Linked DNA regions of Homo sapiens: region 2 is linked to region 1. Evidence: chromatin loops called from intact Hi-C (ENCODE). Cell type or tissue: PC-3. All regions are shown on one strand. Each heading gives the region's core, and the rest is flanking DNA. Links, peaks and the distances in the headings are about the cores only. Region 1 overlaps KSR2 (kinase suppressor of ras 2). Region 2 overlaps KSR2 (kinase suppressor of ras 2).

What was found. Peaks named below come from ENCODE experiments on the same cell type or tissue, not always from the same donor. Only the 100,000 strongest peaks of a DNase experiment are listed, where the experiment ranks them.
Region 2: it touches region 1 in a loop (6-fold over the local background); 2 of 110 quality-filtered maps call a loop at or near these places.

What each region holds. Positions count from the first base shown.
Region 1 is chr12:117,593,541-117,601,871 of GRCh38, reverse strand. All of the region lies in intron 5 of KSR2 (kinase suppressor of ras 2), which reads left to right. Among named protein-coding and RNA genes, the nearest start is that of NOS1, 240 kb to the right of the region's middle. In PC-3, for the core only: no CTCF peak of the experiment used is centred there; DNase peaks (open chromatin) are centred at 1,831 and 4,711.
Region 2 is chr12:117,659,878-117,668,208 of GRCh38, reverse strand. It overlaps KSR2 (kinase suppressor of ras 2), which reads left to right. Exons shown (of 20, transcript NM_173598.6): 5 at 551-735. Among named protein-coding and RNA genes, the nearest start is that of NOS1, 300 kb to the right of the region's middle. In PC-3, for the core only: a CTCF peak has its summit at 4,453; a DNase peak (open chromatin) is centred at 5,368; H3K27ac peaks cover 1,058 bases.

The DNA of each region.
Region 1 (8,331 bases), core at 146-8,145:
AGTCAGGTGGGAATTCTGGAGAGACTGGAAGGTTGGCAGGCTCTTGTCTGGAGGCAGAGAGTTGGACAAACAGGCTGCCTTTGATATTAGGTGTATTGGTCTCCTAGGGCTAATGCCAAAATTACTGCAAACTGGGTGGCTTAGGACAACATTTATTCTTTCACAGTCCTGGAGGCTAGAAGTCCAAAAATCAAGATGTAGGCAGGGCCATGCTCTCTCCGAAGGCTCTAGGGGGGGGTCCTTCCTTGCCTCTCCCAGCTTCTGGTGGTGGCCAGCATCCTTGGCATTCACTGGCTTGTAGATGCTTCACTCCAGTCTCTGCCTCCGTGATCTCATAGTGTTCTCCCTATCTGTGTTCCCGCATCCTCTTCCCTCTGTGTGGGTCTCTGTGTCCATTTTCCCCTGTGCTGAGAAGTCTTGGATTAGGGCCCACACGAACCCAGGATGGTATCATCTTAACTTGATTATATCTGCAAAGACCCTATTTCCAAATAAAGTCACATCTGGAGGTTCCAGGTGAATGTAAATTTTGGGGAAGGACACTATTTAATCTAGTAATTAGGTACCCCCCCCCCCAAGATCTTGGATTCTAAACAAGTAAGCACAGACAATTTATGTCTTGTCAGATGCACTCGGAGGCTGAGTAGAAATGAGCAGAGAGAGACAAATATCAGCTAAGCACCTACTAAGTGCTAGGCACTGTTCTAAGCACTTGGTTGATCCTATGAGGAACTTAAGAACTTGCCCAAAGTTTTATAGCTGACAAGTAGCAGAACTAGGATGCCAACCCCAGCAACTAGACTCCAGATGCTCATGTAATCCTACAGCCACCAGGCACGGTTGCTACTTAAATTCTCATACTGCAGGTAAGTAAGTAAACAGTCTTAGAGGGGGCAAAAGACTCATCCAGGGGCAAAGCTGAGATGTGACTTCAGGACAGTAACCTCGCTCTTTCCGGAACATAGGAGTCCCCAGCCCCCACTCGACCCCCATGCCTTTACCATTTCTTCCTTGCAAGTACAGAGAACATCTTTTGCCTGCCCTCTCCCCAGGGTGATATCTAGGGATGAAAGAAGCTCACAGATGCAAAAAGAGTCATCTGGAAGCTTTGAGTGGGGTTTGGAAAACCATGAGCTGGCTCTAAGCATTCACCCATGAAAACACCTTTCAGCCTTTAGAGAATCAAGGTCCTATTGACAAAGTGCAAAGATGTTGACATTCCCTTGGAGGCTGTACTTGCTGCCTGCTCCAAGGTAAGAGGCATAGATCAGGCCTGTGAATGTGCTTCTTTAGGAGTTCATCAATCCTGCCTTTGTTTTGTACATAAGCGAGAATGATCACATTGAACAAATCCATCATTAGGCTGTGTTCCTTTCTACAAGAATAGGAACGCCAGGTAAAGGAGACGGAGGGCGTGGTCCAGGGACGCATTCAGAGCCAAACTCTGTGGAAAATGGGGGCAGGTGTCAGAGCACAGTGGCTCTGAAAACACGTCTGATTGCCTCTGCACCCATCCATCAGGCCTGGATTCGACACCTCTTCCTTTCCCCACTGACTATCAATCCCATGGCTTTTGAAAAACCTGGGAAGATTGCACGTTAGGATTTGGTTTGCTGACTTTGAGAACTGGCAACCTGGGACTGCTTTGTGAATTTGTTTTCCTCCTGGAGGGTTGCAATCAGACCGTCTTTGAGCACTGGCCCTGAGTTCCTTTTTGGGCTCAGACCCATTTCTCAATGATTAGCCAGGATTGGCCATTTTGTCCTTAGGTACAAGGCTGAGTCACTACAGCTGGGAGTGGTGGCTGCTCTGAGAGCTTGCTGGTCACTCAAAGAAGACAATGAGCCATTTGTCTGGTAGAACCTGTGGCAGCTTGACCGACCTGGGAGGGCTACAGGAGTGACAGGCTTAAGCACTGTAGTACCCAGGCTTGCTCCAGGTCTGAACAATATTAGGTGGGATCTTTTGTGATATTTCCTTGTTCCCCGTCTCCTTCCGTTGTCTCCCCCACCATGGTCACCGTTCAACCCACCTGCTTAATAAATAGTTGGCAGTACAGTTAAGAGCTTTAAGATATTGGAGTCTTCTTCAATGATCTCCCTCCTTCTTGTGCATTCTTGATATGTTTGATCTAGGGCAGTGGTTTTCAGTCTGGGGAAATGTTGCCTCTCCACCCCCAGGGACATTTGGAAATGTTTAGAGATATTTTTCTTGGTCACAGCTTAGGGAGGACAGTGCTTCTGGCATCTAGTAGGTAAGAGGCCAGGGATGCTGCTGACTGTCTTACAATGCACAGGACAGCCCCCACCAGAGAGAATGGAGTAGCCCCAAATGTCAACAGTGCTGAGGTTGGGAAATTCTCGATTTAGGTCAGTGGATCTCCAAGTTCAGTCCCAAGAGGAGTGCCATTAGTATCATTCATCTTCTAGAACTTGTTAGAAATGCAGATGCTTTGTCTCACTGAATCAGCAACTCTGCGGGAGGAATCCAGCAATTGACGTATTAACAACCTATCCTTCCCCCAGGAATCTGATGCGTGAAGTTTGGGAACCAGTGACCTGGAGTCATTAGTGCTGTTAAGGGCCAAGAGGGGCAGTTGCAGGTGGGGGTCTCATTAAATGGCTGAGATGCAACTGACTTTGGAGTCCAGCTTCTCAATCCCTATCGTGTTTCCATCCCATTTGAAGTTGTGTCAAATCATTAAGTTGGCACACAAGTTATTGCAGTTTTTGCCATTATACAAATAGCTAACACTCAACATCAGTGCCTCTTATCAGTCTGAGAGGCCAAATCATTTTCTAGGTAAATTAAAACACTGGTAAATGACTGTTACAGGTGAGAGCATGCCTTTGTTTTTTTCTGGTGGCGCCTTCCCTTGTGGACTTAGTAGATTAAATTGTTTATTTCCAGGAAAGGTCGGGGAGGACTTTATTTGTTTTGATTTTCATGAAATATTGAATCTTATTCACAGATATTACCAGGGCAGACCCATCACTTCAGGCTGCTAGGTCACATACAGGATAAACAGACTTTTTTTTTTTTCCTGTGGGAAATTCCTGAAAAGAAAGTAGCAAGAAATTCCTTGCTTCTCTGCAAAGGGCATGAATATACTGTTCTCAAAATAAGATATACATATGAAAAAATGCTCAACATCACTAATTATCAGGGAAATGCACATCAAAACCACAATGCAATACCACCTTACTCCTGCAAGAATGGCCATAATAAAAAAATTAAAAAATAATAGATGTTGGCATGGATGTGGTGAAAACGGAACACTTTTATACTGCCAGTGGGAATGTAAACTAGTACAACCACTAGGGAAAACAGTAAGGAGATTCCTTAAAGAACTAAAAGTAGAACCACCGTTTGATCCAGCAATCCCACTAGAGAAGTCATTATATGAAAAAGACACTTACACATGCATGTTTATAGCAGCACAATTCGCAATTGCAAAAATATAAAACCAAGCCAAATGCCCATCAATCAACAAGTGGGTAAAGAAAATGTGGTATACGTATATACACCATGGAATACTACTCAGCCATAAAAAGAAATGAAATAATGGCATTTGCAGCAACCTGGATGGAGTTGGAGACCATTATTCTGAGTGAAGTAACTCAGGAATGGAAAACCAGCTATTGTATCTTCTCACTTATAAGTGGGATCTAAGCTATGGGGATGCAAAGGCATAAGAATGATATAATGGACGTTGGGGACCCAGAGGGAATGGGAGGGAGCTGAGGGATAAAAGACTACACATGGGGTGCAATGTCCACTGCTTGGGTGATGGGTGCACCAAATTCTAGAAATCACCATTAAAGAACTTATCCATGTAACCAAAAACCACCTGCCCCCAAAATATATTGAAATAAAAAAAGAGAAATTCCCCACTCCTCGTGTTGAGAAAGTTACTGAACTTCTCTGATCTGCGGTTTTCTCTCCTGTGAAATAGGAGATAGTCCTGAACCCTCAGGTTGCTGTGAGGATCCTGGACATAGAACACCAGGCATGGAATAGGAGCTTGATAAATAAATGTCCATTTATGCATGTTATTTGAAAGAGTTGGGAAGTATTAGGTTGGTGCAAAAGTAATACTAGGTTGATGCAAAAGTAACTGGTGAATATTTAATACTTGGCTACGTTGGTTTCCTGTTGCTGCTGCCACAAATTATCATAAAATCAGTGGCTGAAAGCAACACAAACATATTTTTTAATCATTCCGGAGGTCGTAATTCCAAAACAAGTCTTGTGGGGCTGAAATCAGGCCATTGGCAGGGCTGCTTCCTTGTAGAGGCTCTCCGGAAGAATGAGCCTCTACATCTTTCCCATCTTCCAGAGGCAGCGCTTCTTCCTTGGCTCATGGTTTTGCCTCACATTTTCTCCCTCTTCTTCCTTTGCTCCTCTTGCCTCTCTTTCATAAGGATCCTTATAATTATATCTCAGGCTCACCTGGATAATCCAGGAGGATTCCCCATCACAAGATCTTTTATGTAATCACATCTTCAAAGTCCCTTTTGCCATATGAAGTATTATGTTGGTGTGAAAGTAATTGCGATTTTTGCCATTACTTTCACACAAACCTAATAACAGTCACTGATTCCAGCGATTAGCACCTGCAATCTTTGGCGGGGCTGGGGCATTATTCAGTCTACCACAGTGACTAAAGTCATTAGCCACTCTGTAAATAAACTCCTCAGGTCACCAAGGAAGAAGGATTGGCTTTGGCCCAAGAATTCAGCTGTCTCTTGTTTGAGACATCTGCTGCACACCACTACTACATTGATGATATTTTCCATGCCCTTGCACGGGAGATACGTAGGAAAGAAAAAGAAGGCAGCACTGGCCATGGAGAAAAAAATCTAAGCCCAAAAACGGTGTATGGAAGAGGCTAAAATCACCATTCCAGAAAAAGAAAGATTCAGTAACTTGAAGGGAAGATATGAAGTGTTTATCTGCGAACCACAGTGCTTTGTCAAAGCAGTCCAGTAATGCAGTGCTTTATCAAAGCTATAGTGAGCATGGTGCTTGCTCTTCCTCCTGTTATGACCCTTATTTTAGCAGTAACTGATTAGAGGGACATGCCTACTAGGAGATTTTAATGATGTGGTCTTTAAAGTATTGTTTCTTAGTTAATCATGATTCATAAACCCAGTGGGGCATTGTCTATTTTTAAATTGCCACATTAGAATTTGATCTAGCAATGTTTTGGGTTCTGTTGCGCTGATGTTAATTAATTAATGTAAATTTGTTTATACCCAGGAGAATGTGTAAAATAAATACGCAAATAAATAAATAAATGACTCGTTTGTAGGAGACCCAATAGTGAAAAGGCCCTGACACTGTGTTTCGCTACGAGGTGATGTCTGGGTAGGTGTTCGTTGGTGCGTTATGGCAGGTGGGAAGTGGCAGACACTACCCATTGGTTGTCAGAGTGAGATGCCTGGTGATGTGGTTTGGCTGTGTCCCCACCCAAATCTCATCTTGAATTGTAGCTTCCATAATTCCCATGTGTCATGGGAGGGACCCGGGGAGAGGTGATTGAATCATGGGGGCAGATCATTCCCTTGCTGTTCTCTTAATAGTGAATAAGAATCATGAGATCTGATGGTTTTATAAAGAGGAGTTCCCCTACACACATTCTGTCTTGCCTGCTGCCATGTAAGACGTGCCTTTCGCCTTCCGCCATGATTGTGAGGCCTCCCCAGCCATGTGGAACTGTGATTCCATCAAACCTCTTTTTCTGTATAAATTACCCAGTCTCAGATATGTCTTTATTGGCAGCATGAGAACAGAGGGGAGGGGAGGGGAGGGGAGGGAAGGGAAAAAGGAAGGGAGGGAGGGAAGGAAAGGAAGGGTAACTGGAGAAGCTCCAGGGGCTCAACTGATGTGTCAGCCCTTCTTTCCTATGTCTTTGCCTGAAGCAATCACCATGGTCAGAATGCTGTGGCCTTACCAAGCCTTGGTCAAACACCCTCTTCTGAGACTGGAAGGGACTCAGCCTGCTGTGGGACATTGGAACGGTAGTTTCCCAGTGGAAAATCAGGCTGCTGCTACTTTCTTCAAAAGTAACTGATAAGAGGGACAGGCCTACTAGGAGATTTTAATGAGGTGGCCTTCAAAGTATTGTCTGTCAGTTAATTATGATGTATTAACCCAGTGAAGCACTGTCTGCTTTTAAATGGTCACATTAGAATTTGATCTAGCAGGGCCGGGCGCGGTGGCTCACGCCTGTAATCCCAGCACTTTGGGAGGCCGAGGCGGGTGGATCATGAGGTCAGGAGATCGAGACCATCCTGGCTAACAAGGTGAAACCCCGTCTCTACTAAAATACAAAAAATTAGCCGGGCGCGGTGGCGGGCGCCTGTAGTCCCAGCTACTCAGGAGGCTGAGGCAGGAGAATGGCGTGAACCCGGGAAGCGGAGCTTGCAGTGAGCCGAGATTGCGCCACTGCAGTCCGCAGTCCGGCCTGGGCAACAGAGCGAGACTCCGTCTCAAAAAAAAAAAAAAAAAAAAAAAAGAATTTGATCTAGCAATGTTTAGGGCTTTGTGGCACTGGTGTGAATTAATTAGTATAAATTTGTTTATACCCAGGAGAATATGTAAAATAAATAAGTAAATAAATAAATAAACTCCTTTGTAGGAGACCCAATAGTGAAAAGGCCCTGTCACTGTGTTGGACTACAAGGTGATGTCTAGCTAAGTGTTTTGAAGAAAGAGGAGTGAGCTCTGAGCTTGTGCGTGTGTCCAGAGCCATAGAGCTCTGTCCCCTGGATGGGCTGGGAGGGTCAAGCTCTGCCTCTCCTTTCATGGTGACTGAGCCTGTTTTTAGATCTGTCCATGCATTTAATGGATTGTATCAGGCGATGGAGATCTAGGTCCTTCCCTGTCTTTCTGGGCAGGGATTTCCAGTTAGGCACTGTTGACATTTGGAGCTGGACAGTGTTCTGTTGGAGGAAGCTGTTCTGTTCGTTTGTAGCATCCCTGGTCTCTACCCAGTAGATACCAGTACCACTCCTCCCCCTCAAGTTGTGACAACGAAAAATGTCTGCACACATTGCCAAATGTCCCCTAGGGATCAACAGGGCTCACGATTGAGAACTGTTGCTCTAGGTTAACTTTGTTTATGTGTTGGGGTTGGGCTGGTTTAACTCTTGTTGCGGGGGAATTCCTTCCTTATCTCCAAGTTCTTGGGGGTATGGGGACTCTCTGTATCCTCCTTCTACTGATAACACCTCTCACTGATAAACCATGGCCCTGTTGCAGCAGAGGTATCCTGCCCCAGAGGTCTCACTTTCAGGGATGCAATCAGCACCTGTCACAACCCTGTCGCCTCAGCAGGCTTCCTGGCCTCACTTGGGATGCTTCAGAAAGACTGGCTTTGGAATATGGACACCCAGTCTTGAACTTATATATTATTTATCACGAGGCTGTCCCCACCATGTCTGCAAGCTACAGACAGTGTGACATCTCTTCGGATGGCACTTTAAGTCTCAGGAAACTGAGAGAGAGGCAGTCTATTGCCTGAAGTCCAGAGCCCCACGATGCCTGGTGTCTTGGGTTTTTGAAAACCTGGCTGGGGTCTTTGGCAGCAAGCTTGTCTGGTCTGTCCCCGAGCAGTCCATCCAGGCAGTAAATTCCACAGAATGGTTCTGTAGGGGGAACTTCTCAGCAGCCCTTTGTTCTGTGGACAATTAACTTCCGCTGAACATTAACTAGAGAGTGGCTACATAATGAGAAACATCATATTTCCATCAGGGGAGAATTTCAGCTCAGACAACTCCGATGGCTCTGATTTAAGATCCATAAACTCAGTTCAAGGCGATAAATATGTAAGTAATTGATGATGTAGTGTGTGAGGAACTTAAGACCCATCCATCACACCCAGGCAGGCAAGTGCTGTGGACACGCTCTGAGAACAGGATGATAGAAGGGGAATAAATGGTCAGAAGGACCTAGACAGTTCTGTCCTCTGCATAACTCACTGCAGCTTCTCTCTACAGTCATGGCTTCTTTCCCAAAGGAGCCTCTTCCCATATTTTGTCTTCTCCAGCCAGGAAGAGAGACAGCTAAGAAAAGCTAAAAACAAGCAGCTGAATTGCTCTAGGGGCCATCCGCCTCTTAATGCACACCTACTATTGCCAGGTACCTGCTTCATTTCCCAGTGTCTGATCCTCAGGTAAACCCTGCAAGATGGATTTCATTGCCCCCATTTTACAGAGGAGGAGATGCACAGAGGGAAAGAGTCAGGTGACAGAACACACAAGCACAGAGCTAGAATTCTGACTCAGGCCCGCATCTGTAAATTAATTCCATTTTGCACATTCCAAC
Region 2 (8,331 bases), core at 28-8,027, 66 kb before region 1:
GATCTCTTGAAAGTCATCAGGCTTAACATCTACAGAAATGCACTGATTATTGTTACATGGAGGAAGGGCAGTGGATTTGGGGATTAAACACGTAGATGGTGAATGCCACCTTGACACAGATCTGGACTCACTTGAGGACAGCCTGGGATTTGCTGTTTTTGTCAAATGGCCAAAGAGCAGCTTGGCCACGGGTTGGGGGCTTGGAGCTCTGGAGACTCGAGATGTTTAGGCAAAAGTTGCGGGATTGGAGTTGGAAGCTGAACTTGACACTGGCTCTCTAGAGCTTCTCTAGGGAGCTGGGCAAAAAAGAATGGCTGAAGTGTTTGCTTGTGCTCCATGGTAGAATGAGCTTCTTAGAGGGACCTAGGGGTGAGAGGGTAAACCCTTTTTGCCCAGCCCTTGTGTCTCTACCTAAAAGCCTGTGGGCTCTTCTAATTTCTCCCTGTGGGTTTTGGACCCCTCATGGGAAACACAAGGCTGGGCCTCCCTGCTGTAACTTTGTGCACCTATGGATATATTTCCTTTTCCTCTTTTTCTGTCTCCCTTTCAGAGCCAAGAAGAAGAGCAAACCCTTGAACCTCAAGATCCACAGCAGCGTAGGCAGCTGCGAGAACATCCCCTCTCAGCAGCGCTCCCCGCTGCTGTCCGAGCGCTCCCTCCGCTCCTTCTTTGTGGGACACGCACCTTTCCTGCCTTCCACCCCTCCTGTTCACACTGAGGCCAACTTCTCTGCAAGTAAGTCACCCTGCCGGGCTGCACTGGGAACGCTTGCCATGCCACCTCCTTCTCCCCAGCACCTGCTGTCCTCTGTGCCAGGTGCAAACTCTCTCTTCTTTATCTCAAGGGCTTGTGAAATGCTCACTGTAGAGCTTCACCCATCATCTGCCCACAGCCCCCCCATCTGCCTATGCCACTCATGCCCATTTGGATGGTTTTGGAAGGGGGCATAACTGACGCTGGGGAGGTTGACTGGGTGTTGTCGTTGGTCCCCAGTTCCTGCTCTTTCCCCTGAAGTTGTGAAGGAAAGATAGAGAAAAGCAAGCAGGCATTCAGGGAGGCACCCGCCCTCTCTCTCCCTCTTCCCGGCTGTCTCTCAGCTGCCTGATTACAGGATTTTTCTTGGCTGCTGTGGCTAAGGCATCTATGATTAAGTTTTGTATTTTTTTCCCCACTCAGGTCAATATATATAACCTTTACATCTCAAAGATGTATTTGGGTTCAAATGGGGTTGAGCATGGCCTGAGGTGGTTTACTTTCTGCTCTTACGAATTTCTGCTGGAGACAGGGTGGTTATTACTTGGAGCGGAAATGGAACTTTTTGGTGATGGAGGGCTGGTTTAATCTTCTCTACCCAGAGGCCCGATTTGCTGAACAGGCACAGATGTGGTCAGAGGGGCACCCCCACTGAATAAAGCCCAGCCAGTCCTCCAGCCAAGACAGCAACTTTTATTGATTGGTTGCTCAAGAGAAGGAAGGGCTCTGAGAATGTAGAAGAAATAACCCCTGGCCCTTAATTCAGCCACAGGCTGTGCACGTTGTGTTGCTGCTCTGAGAAATGATGAGACATGTTCACTGAGCCCTGATACATGCTAATCACTCACAGGCAGGGCCCCATTTAGTTCTTGCAAACAATCCCTCATGCAGATGGATTATTCCCATTGTACAGAAGGGGAAACTGAGGCCCAGGGATGTCAAAGAACTTGCTCAAAGTCACACAGGTGTTGAGTATTTGAGCTGGGATTTGAATTTGGTTCTTTCTAACACATCACACATCATTTGATAACCATGACCGCTCAAATACTCAGCAGAATGCCTTTCTCTAAATATGGGGTTTCCTTCATTACTTTTATCTAAGGGTTCTTACACTTTGAGAATTTGACAAGATCTATTAATTCTGTGCCTGGAAAAAAAGGCAGGTACATGTAATATCCAACATCCCGCTAGATGGTTAGGCTGGGGCCCGAATAGTGAGCTTGGTTTATAGCCCATGGGTGTTTATGGTGCATCCGTGGTAGGAATCAGCTGAGGGTATGGACTGATGAACCATGTGGACATCAGTTAGGAGTCGGTCCAGAGACTGCCTTGTCTTGGTGCCCAGGTTAGGCAGGCTCTAAATCAAGCAAACTAAAATAGTACCCTCGACTCCCAGGTCCATACCAGAAGGCCAATTTATTAATTTGTCCAGAGAAATCACTGCCAGAGAGAGCACCCTTCATGACGGTGGGCCTGCATGGTAGTCAAAGAGACTGGCTGCATGAGCGTGGATGAAGAAAAGCGTGATAGTGACAAGTCCAGTGTGTAGCAACAGCCAGGTGAGGCAGATGTCACGACCAGGAGCAGATGCCTGGGTTTGAACCCCAGTTATTCTACTTTTAAGCAATTATGTGTGACCTCAAGTGAGTTCAAAGCCTCTGAACCTGTTTCCTCATCTGTAAAATGGGGACAATAAGAGGTTCATCTTGTAGACAGTTGTGAGGATTAGATGAGCTCATGCATGCCAAGCCTTCTGCACAGTTCCTGGCACACAGTAGGTGCATAATAAATGGTGGCTTTTATGATGATGTTTTATTCTTGAAGCATTTACAGCCTGTGGGCTGATGGTTAATTTGGGGCTTCTGTGGCTAAATGCCTTGCAGTTTACTTCCCCTCCCCACTTCCCCATGGCCCGAAGAGTGCTTGGCATTTACCTTGGCATGACTCTGGGTGACTGCCTCTAACAGCCATCTGTCCTTGGTCATCGCCATCCTATGAGTGAATGTCAGCCGGGCCCCCTCCAGGGGTTGGCCACTGCTCTGCACTTTAATTTTGGCCAGAGTAAAAACATCTCCTTCCTGCTTTAAAAAAAAAGACAACAAAACACAGATTTAAACATTTGAGCCCCCGTCCCTACCAAAGAGTTTTTGAGGATTCATCATGGCTTCTAACTTTTTGTTCCCGCCCTGGTCTCCACCTAAGAGGAAAAGCGTTTCTGCTTGCCTGTGGACAGGAGCAAAGTCCTTAATTAAAAGGTGGCTCCCAGCAGTAAGAGGCACCAGGAGCACAACTGCCCCTTGGACAGTCTTGGTTCTTCAAAAAAGTTGCTCTCTGAGCTCCCGGAAAGAAGAAAGACAGCATTTGAGTCTCAGTGGAAGAATGAGTGAGTGTGTAACCCAAATAGCTGAGACCTCAGGGACCAGTTCCCTATCTGTTGATTCTAACAAGTAACAGAAACAGAGGCAGCCTGGTGTGGGGCAGGCAGGTTCGTTTGGGAAACGAGAAGCTCTCTGTTGGAATCTCAGTGTTGCCGCCGGTTGCCTTTGTGGCCTCTGTCTCTGCCTGGTGTGTCAGCTGCACTATTTCAGTTAAGACTCACCCCAGTCTGTGAGGCAGGTGCTAGAATTCCCATGTTACAGATCAAGAAACTGAGGCTCAGAATGGTGCATGAATTTGTCCATGGGGTCCCTTCTGAATCCAGATCCAATCTAGCCTGCATTGTATCACTTCAATGCGGCAAGTTCCTTCCTCTATCTGGGTCTCAGTTTCCCCAGGGGTATGCACTCCCTGAGGGTCCATTTCAGTGACTCTGAGGTCTAGCCACTGAGTTTTCCTAGGCAAATCTTTTGATGCAATTAGAATGCTGGTTTTGGGGACTCTGGGTGGGGCTTGGGGTTGGGAGAACACAGCTACCAGGTGCCGACTCCTCCTTGTTTGTAATAGTTCCCATTCCCATGCCAGTGAATTCCAGAAGAGAACTCCCTGCTTTTGGGCCCTGGTGGCAGCCTTCCTCCTGCTGAGCCAGCCAAGGGGGCCCCTGGGGCTGCATCCCTGCCAGGCTCAGTCTGTCTGCCTGTTTGTAACTGTCGGCTCTGGCTCTGGTCTGCACTGTGAAGGGTGGTGACACGTCATCTTGTTACCCCATGATGGTAACGCCTGGGGACAGCATTAGGCAGATCTGGCTGTAGTGTGGCCAAGCCTCACAACCTCAGGGTGCCCAGCCACCTTGAGTGGGCTGCGAGAAGGACATCACCTTCTTGGGGCTTACCCTACTCCCCTGGCCTGGGAGTGGTGAGTGGGGAAAGGGAGGGAGGGGAATGGCAGGAGCCTTCGCTCATGGAGGAATCTGTCTCCAAGGTTCACCAGCCCTTGGGGTTCATAGCCTCACTCAGGTAGGGCTAGAATGAAAGACGTCAGACGCTTCTGTTCACCATGGGAGATATTGACTCAAATGAACCTGCTTCCCAGAGAAATAGAGAGCAGTGGACTTATCTCTCCACCCTTGCTGTATTTATTCTGTGTTGCATTTGGGTGGGCCACCATGCTCTGGTGGTTTGCTTAGGTGCTCTTCACCAGTGGATCATCTTTACCCCAACAACCTGCAAGCTCGTGGGCTCCTTGTAGGCTATCTCTGATCCCAGCTGATGGAGGTCAGGCTTTCTTAAATCCCCTAAAGAAAGGCTACTTCACAATGAAAGAGTGCCACCTAGATGGAAGGAATAATTGTCATCATTCATTACCAGCTGGTAGAAGTGACTTCGGGTTTAAAGCAACTAACTGGATGCTGTTAAGTCGCTGGACAAATTACTTAACCTCTTGAGTCTATTTTCTACCCAGCAACAATGCAGTGAGGATACAATGAGAAATGCATGTAAATTCCCTAGCGTGGGGACTGGTACTTAGAGCACTGAGTCTCAATAAAGGGTGGCTTTGGGAGCCATTGCTGTATGTTACATGATGAAGTGGCTTGCAACAATGATGAAAACCATGTTAATAATAGCAATCGGCATGTATTGTGTTGACAATGCTCCAGGCATTGCACAAAGCAGTTCACTTTTATTATTTCATTTAAACTCCATCATCCTCTATAAGGTAGGTACTACTATTATTCCCATTTTACAGATTAAGAAACTGGGGTTGAGAGAGTTTAAGCAGTTGGCCCAAGGTCACAAGGTCAGGAAAGAGGTGAAGTTTGCCATCCTTTTGAATCCTCCACTCTGCAGTGCTCGGTTGTGAAATTGCAATGTCATCTTCATTAAAACTTGCTTGCTCATTAGGTAGGGAACTGAACATGCTCACGTTTTCTCTCCAATGCCCTTGCATCACGGAGGGAGTGTGTTGTGGGTGACAGCCTTGCTCAAAGGACGCCTCTTTGTCAGTGTGCTGTGCTCACTTAGAAAGCAGCACCCACATTGACTAACCATTTGCTGCTCCACCTAGACTCTGTTGTTATTATTCTAGGGATCTGTCGTCCCAGGTTGTAGCCATCCCCGTAGGGGCCAGGCAGTTGCAGAAAGTAGCCAAAATTGCAAGCTGCAGGAAGCTCCTGCGACTCATTCATCCTGGACATCTCTGGTGGAAGATGAGGAATGACATAGTAATTTTGCCACCTGCAGTTTTCTGGGTGTTTCTTTATTAGCTGCCCATGACTCACTTAGAATGCTGGTTTTGGAAACTCTGGGTGGGGCTTGGGGTTGGGAGAACACAGCTACCAGGTGCAGCAGCTTCAGGGCAGCAGTTACCAAGGGGAACAAGTGACTGATGGTTCCAGAACTTCCCCATCTTGGTCGTAATGACACCAGCTGGAGTTACCCACAAGGCCTGGGTCTTATGGAATATTGTCCTTCATGAGGTGTCTTGAAAGACGGCAGCCCCTCTGCTCATCCCTACTCTAAGCAACTCCTGCTCTTTGTCCTGGGGACAAGCTAAGAGAGAGTTGCCCCTCTTTTGATAGCCTGGCCTTGCGTGTACCTTGAGGCTGAGTCAGAAGCCTGGTTTGTCGAGGAAGGCAGCAGGTAGCAATAAAGACTGATGGAGCAGAACTGCCTACTCCCAAGAAAGCGGCCGCTGGAAGGGTTATAAAGAGACTCAGGATGGGGGTGATTATATAATGGGGTTTAATGAGGCTTAAGGCCAAGGTTCATTACTCCCCAGAAGAGAGGGAGGAGAGGCTCGTGTCTTGACAGAAGTTTGCTGGCTGAACCACAGTCTTGTCTCAGAATTGGAAGATATTTTGAGCAGTTTGGGTTTGACTGGACTCAGTGGTGCCAATTCCAAGGGGAAAGTAGATATCCTATTGGAGTTACCCAAAGGACTTCGTTCCCCCAAAATGAGCTGGGGTCGGTGCTGGTATCTCCTCTTCCCCTGGGGACTCAGCAGACACAGGAGGTTCCACGTTGCCTGGCATCTTTTAGAAACTCAGGCCCCAGCAGCTTTTTAATGGGTACTGACCACCTGCTACATGCCAGGCAGGATGTAGATGATTTGCAGGCATTGAAATATATAAACCTGGAAATAAACAAAATGCTACAGAACAGTTCCTAAAGAAAAGCACTGATCTCTTGCACTATTCCTCCCCAATCCTGCTTCCCAGAAGCAACCAGCTTAACTCCTTCTGCCTAGTTATTTTGGTGATCACAACCACAATTTAAACCAGGTTCTACCGGGGGTTCTCCAAGTGTGTTCCAGACCACCATCACCAGCAGCAGCAGCATCCCAAAGCTTGTTAGAAATGCACATTCTTGCTCTTCCCCTCCAGCCCTATTGAATCAGAAGTTCTGGGGAGAGGTCCAGCAATCTGAGTTTTCACAAGCTCTCCAGGGAGTTCTGCAGGCTGGCATTTCAGAATCCCCGGGTTATATGGCAGTTTTTTTTAAAGCTTTCATTTTGAAGTAATTTCAAATTTACAGAAACGTTGCAAGAACAACACAGGGGACTTCCAGGTCCCTCTTTACTTAGATTCACTGGTTTTTAACATTTTCCTGCATTTGCTTTTTTCTCTCCCTCTTTCTTTCTTTCTCTCTCTCTAATTTTTGTGAACCATTTGGGACTAGGCTGCATACTCTCTTACATAACCATGTAGAGTTACCAATTTCAGTAAACTTGACATTGAGTCAGTACTTTCATCTCACCAGATTCCAATTTCAGCAATTGCCCCAATAGTATCCTTTAGAGCAATTTTTTTTTTTCTGGTACAGGATCGAATCTGAGGTCACATATTGTGTTTAGCTGTTATGCAAGCTAGAACAGTTTCTCAGCCTTTTTTGTTGTTGTGTATGACTTTGGCCTCTTTGAAGAGGAGGGGTCAGTTACTTTATAGAACATCTCTCAATTCAAGTCTGCCCGATGTTTCCTCCTGGCTGGACTCAGGCTAGATGTCCTTGGCAGGATGCCTACATTAAGTGGCGTTGAATCTTTCTTAGTATATCACATCTTTATAGACAACTCCACTGTGTGGGATCAGGAGACTTAAGGTCCTTCTGTGCCCTGCACACTTGCCCCTTGGATTTCCAGGAAGCCAGGAGCCCAGCCCTCAGCCTTCCTGGTGCTTCTCTGTGATGGGATGGGAGTTATTCCAGGTGTAAGTTGCTCTCAAAGTGCAAGAAACTGACACAGAAGATAAAGTCTGGATGTAAGCAGTTGGCCTTAAGGGACTGCACGTGTGTCAAATTGTCATGATTCATTTGCAGATGTATCTATTAAATATCTTTATGTTTCAAAGGAGTTTTCAACCTCTTGTGTTGTGTGTTCATTTCCACCCCTGTTTAATGAGGTAGATTCGGCCTTGTCATGGGTTGAATTGTGGCCTCAAAAAGATGTGCCCAAATCCTACCCCACACACCTGTGGATGTGCCTTATTTGGAAATAGGGTGTTGGCAGGTGTGATCAAGTTAAAATGAGGTCATTAGAATGGGCCCTAGTCCAGTATGACTGGTGTCCTCATAAGAAGAGGGAAATTTGGACAGAGATACCAGGATGGCACCAGGTAAAGATAGGGACAGAGATTGGACTGATGAGTCTACAAGCCAAGGAACACCAAGGATTGCCAGAGCCACCAGAAGCTGGAAGAGACTCATGAGGACATGCTCTCCTCAGAGCCTCCAGAAAGAACCAACCCTGCTTTGAAAATCAAGAACCTCCTTAATCTTGGACTTCTGGCCTCTAGAACAGTGAGAGAATAAACCTGTCTTGTTTTAAGCCACCAGTTTTTGGTATTTTATTATAGCAGCCCTAGGAAACCAACGCAGACCTCCTCCTCATTTTCCAAATAAGAATAAGGAAAGGCAGTACCAGGGCCAATCTGTATAATCATGGCAAGTCAATACCTATTCAAAGTCTCAGTGTCACCTTAAATGCCAGCTGGAACAGGACTTTTCCTCTGAGATACCTACTGGGTTCTGAGAAGTACCTGAAAAGGGTGTAGCAGCCTGATGTGGGGGAGAGAAGAAAGAGGTGAGGCAGGGGCAGCTGCTCTCCAGCCCCAGCAGGTGTGGCTGCGTGGAGATGTGGGCCCAGCACTGTGCTGCCAGATTGTTTGATTTGTTCAGAAGTTGGAGATCCTGACTTTTACAAGCACTC